2 separate regions of the Homo sapiens genome follow, and region 2 is linked to region 1. The links are chromatin loops, found by intact Hi-C in ENCODE. Cell type or tissue: HCT116. All regions are shown on one strand.

Region 1 (2,500 bases):
TCTTCCACAGACCTTTGCAACGCTGAGGTCAGGAGGTCCCCCTCATGAACCTACTACCAGGGTTCACTCTGACACACAGAGCTAGGTGGAGTCTGGGCAGAGCCACTGATCAGGGTCCTAGGAGCCTTTGGTCCCCGGGCATCCCAGGATTAGCAGCCACAGCTCTGGCAAAGGGGTAGGTTAGGCTCCCTTAAGGGAAAGGGGCTGAATCCAAGGGGCTGAGCAGAGACAGTCTGCAGGCCTCACTTCCACGGCACCTGGTGGGGTAAGACCCACTGACCTGGAACTCCAGCCACATGTGACCATGGTAGCAGCTCCACGCCTCCCTGAGAGGGAGCTCCCGGAGGGAGGGGTGGGCCACCATCTTTGCTGTTTTGCAGCCTTTGCTGTTGCTGCCTTCAGGCACTGGAGAGCCCAGGGTGATGAGGGACTGACTGGCCCCCCGGCACAGTGCAGCTGCCCTATAAAAAAGCATTCAGATCGTTTTTTACATGGGTCCTCCACCCCATTTTTCCTCACTGGGCAAGACCTCTCAACCTGGGACTCCACCCACCACCCCCGGCAGTCCCCTCACCCCCACCCCCTCCAGGGCAATCGGGCCAGTAGCAGCTCCTCGCCTCCCTGGGGAAGAGCTCCCAGAGGGAGGGCCGGCCTAGAAAGTCTGTTGGGACAGGGGATGGTACGGACCCCTAGCACAGAGCAGCTGCCTCACGGAAAAGCGGCAGGACTGTTCCCCTCCCTATGCAGGTCCCACCCTCACTTCTCACGGACTGGGGGCCGCCTAACCTGGGACGCCAGGACAGCCACCCTGCCTGCGGAAACACTTCAATCAGAGGCAGCCCAGCATTTCTCCCAGGAAGAAATGCCGGAGTCAACCTAAGAACAAAAGGCCTAGTCTCTAGGCTGGGACCTCCAGCACACAGCAGCCACCATACAGAAAGGAGTCTAGCCCGTCTTCCCGGGGAGCCCCTACCCTGCCCTCTCCACCAGGCAGGGCCGCCAGCTCGGGATCGCAGAACAGCTGCCCTGGCTGAGCGCACCCACTGGCAGTGGCTCTGGGTGTCCCTGGGGAGAGACTCCCAGAGGCAACCGACAGCCCCTCTGTCGCGGCCACAGCAGCGGTTCTGCCCATGCTGTCCTTGGTCTGGGGAAGAAACAAAGAGCCTGGGGGCTCATTATACTTAAGTGCCACCTAGTGGATCAAACCCCAAACTTCAACACCAAAAATACTTTGCAAACATAACCCACTGTGAAACCAACAAGAATTCCGCTACAAAGACCCTGCACAAAGCCTCACCCTCTGAAAACATCCAGAAAAGAAGTCTATTGAGTGTACTCAATCTACACCACAGTTAAAGGAACACCCACATGCAGAGATGAGAAAGAACCAGGCAATTCAAAAGACCAAAGTGTCTTCATTCCTCCAAACAACCTCTCTAGTTTTCCAGCAAGGGTTTTTAACTGGGCTGAGATGGCTGAAACAACAGAAATAAAATTCAGAATATGAATAGGAATGAAGATCAAGATTAAGGGAAACATCAAAACCCAATCAAAGGAATCTAAGGATCACAATAAAACGATTCAAGAGCTGACAGACAAAACAGTGTAAAAAAGAACCTAACTGATCTGATAGAGCTAAAAAATACACTACAAGAATTTCATAATGCAATTGCAGTAGTAACAGCAGAATAGACCAAGCTGAGGAAAGAATCTCAGAGATTGAAGACTGGCTTTCTAAAATAAGACCATCAGACAAAAATAAAGAAAAAATAATGAAAAGGAATAAACAAAACCTCCAAGAAATATGGGATTATGTAAACAGATCAAATCTATGACTCATTGGCATCCCTGAAAGAGACAGGGAATAAAGACAGGAAAATGGCACAAGCAAATGGAAAACAGAAAATATCAAGGGTTGCAATCCTAATTTCAGACAAAATAGACTTTAAACCAACAATGATCAAAAAAGACAAAGAAGGAAATTACATAATGGCAAAGGGCTTAATTCAACAAGAAAACCTAATTATCCTAAGTATATATGTATCCAACACAGGAGCACACAGATTCATAAAGCAAGTTCTTAGAGACCTATGAAGAGACTTAGATTCCCACACAATAATGGTGGGAGACTTCAACATCCCACTTACAGGATTGGACAGATCCTCGAGGCAGAAAATTAACAAAGATATTCAGAACCTGAACTCAATACTTAACTAAATGGACCTAGTAGACATCTACAGAACTCTCCACCTAAAAACAACAGAATATACATTCTTCTCATTACCACATGGCATATACTCTAAAATTGACCACACAGTCAGGCATAAAACAGTTCTCAGCAATTTTTTAAAAATCATGCCAATTACACTCTCAGAGCAGAATGCAATAAAAATAGAAATCAAAACTAAGAAAATTGCTCACAGCCATATAATTACATGGAAATTAAACAACCTTCTCCTGAATGACTTTTGGGTGAATAATAAAATTAGAGAAGAATAAA
Region 2 (2,500 bases), 470 kb before region 1:
ATTTCACTAAGTCCTTTGATGCATCAATACTAAAGATGTGTGGGAAACTTAGCTGACCTGGACCAACAGAGCAAATGAAGTAGCTTCACAAGGGCATTGGCTGATTTTAAAAAAAAAAAAACACTTTTTACGTGCAATATCTACCTTAAAAAAGATGTATTAGTAAACAGAGCTGAATTATAAAAAATTCTTTTCACTCCAGCAAGCCTCAAGTACCCAAAGCTGACAACAGATGACTCAGTGAGTAAAATAAAGGCAGAACAAGGCAACAAGGACAAGTAAGACTTTAAGTGAGTAAAGGAAATGAAGAACTACAAAAATACCTAATAGATTTTAGGTTTATTGAAAAATGTATCTAGGGAGATTGCTTAAGTTATATTTCATGTAGTCCATATTTTGTTTATTTATGTCCTGCCTCCTTCCTAAAAAGGATTGGAAACTGCTCATTTATTCTCTGTATCTGGTGTGAGATAACATTTTAAAGAAAAGATTACTGTTTCATTCTTAATCTCCTTCCTCACAAGTTCTCCAACCATTAAAAAATTTCAAACAGGATAAGGAAACGACATACTTCTCTTATGATAAGTTTTCCCATATCCAGAAAAATCTGCCATTTTAATAACTATTTTTTATCAATCTTAGAGATCCTCCCAGCTCCAAAAAAACTGGGTCGGTATGTAAACATTATGTTTGTAGTTGATGGCAGTGAAATTGCACAACGAAGCGTCTTGCTTTATTTCTAATTTTAAAAGTATATGTGAAACTTTAAAAAAGAAGTCTCCAGTTTTTGAAAACAAGCTTCCTTTTCCATGTCCTTCTAGGCCTTGGCCTCGTGCATACACATTTTACATACATGCACCTCTTGTGTGCAATTGTTTCACTTAACATTGTATTATAGGCATTTTCCCCACATTGTTATGCATTTTAACTTTGAAAATTTAAATTGCCATTTTTAATGGCTACATAATTGTCCATAGAGTTGCTGTATCATTAGAATACAGGAAAAGGAAGGCAGATATTTGAGCAGATGGCCACGACACAGTTCAGGAAATGAGTCACATCACTGTTGTTTACAGTGTGCTGGAGCACTTCATATTCCAGGGAGAGAGGTCTGGCCCTGAAGAGTTGATTACTGTAAGGGCTTATTTATCTGAAACACATAAGATGGAAGCTGTCCTGGTCTCAAATTTGTTTTGAAGCCACTCTTTATTCATTTCCTGTATTAATATCCTTCAAGGGACAATATGTTCTGCAAAAAGCAGAGTGAACACCTGAAATGAAACAACTCATCCCTGCATTCTGCACAGTGGCTGGGCTGGTAGGTGTGAGGGCTAGGGGCCTCCCGATGCCCCAGTTCTCTCTCTCCCTCTCACACACACACGCCACCACCACCAGCACTTCAGTGGAGTTACAGTGTACAAGGCATATAGAATATGAGGCAGCAGCAGAGTGTAGTGGCCACGAGCATGTAGTCTGGAACCAGAACTTGACACTCGTGTTCTTGCATCTTAACCTTTAGCATCTGTAAAAATGAGGTAATAATAATCACTTAAAGTCTTACTTGTCCTTGTTGCTTTGTTCTACCTTTATTTTACTCGCTGAGTCATTTGTTGTCGGCCTTGGGCACTCGAGGTTTGCTGGAGTGAAATTGATTTTTTATAATTCAGCTGTTTACTAATAGATATTTTTAAAGGTAGATATTGCACATAAAAAGTGGTTTAAAAAAGAGGATAATAATATCCTCATCCTATGGAGTGAGGATAACGTTCACTCCATAGGGTTATGGTGGGGATTGAATAAGGTAATATCCATAAACATAAAGAATAGAATTTGGCACGTGGTAAGCGCCATGTCAGTGCTTATTACTATATTTTCTTGCCACTCACTTCTTTTTTTTTTTCTGAGACGGAGTCTCACCCTGTCACCCAGGCTGGAGTGCAGTGGCGTGATGTTAGCTCACTGCAACCTCCACCTCCCGGATTCAAGCGATTCTCCTGCCTCAGTCTCCCAAGTAGCTGGGACTACAGGCATGTGCCACCACGCTTGGCTAATTTTTGTATTTTTAGTAGAGATGGGGTTTCACCATGTTAGCCAGGCTGGTCTCGAACTCCTGACCTCAAGTGATCCACTCACCTCAGTCTCCCAAAGTGCTGGGATTACAGGCGTGAGAAACTGCACTTGGCCTCCACTCACTTTTAAGGACAGCAGAGCAGAGGTCCAACTGCCAGGACAATAACTGGGCATTATCACCCCTTTGATAATAGGAAAGAATACACTTCCCTGTAACATCCTGACCACTTCTATCTGTGTCCCATAGAGAGAAAAATGACACTTATTTTACAAAAATTTTAACCCAGGGACAATATGTGAGACCCTGTGTGTACATTTTAAGCCCACAACTAAAGAACCACTCCTGGAAGTTTAAGCCTTGGTTTCGACTTCAAGCACATAGTGTGAGTGATACTATTTAGTTAGTACAAGATTCTCTCACCACCATTAC

Evidence for each region. A loop is a pair of places that touch in the nucleus more often than their neighbours do. Peaks named below come from ENCODE experiments on the same cell type or tissue, not always from the same donor. Only the 100,000 strongest peaks of a DNase experiment are listed, where the experiment ranks them.
Region 2: a loop joins it to region 1, with 3 times the contacts of the local background. A loop is called at or near these places in 6 of 110 quality-filtered maps.

The regions. Positions count from the first base shown.
Region 1 is chr14:55,863,659-55,866,158 of GRCh38, reverse strand. No RefSeq gene overlaps it. Among named protein-coding and RNA genes, the nearest start is that of LINC00520, 68 kb to the right of the region's middle. RefSeq lists an enhancer at 211-711. In HCT116, a CTCF peak has its summit at 1,204 (motif pointing left); a DNase peak (open chromatin) is centred at 1,190.
Region 2 is chr14:56,332,398-56,334,897 of GRCh38, reverse strand. The region is part of intron 5 of LINC02284 (long intergenic non-protein coding RNA 2284); the gene reads right to left. Among named protein-coding and RNA genes, the nearest start is that of LINC02284, 23 kb to the right of the region's middle. In HCT116, no CTCF peak of the experiment used is centred here; a DNase peak (open chromatin) is centred at 1,058.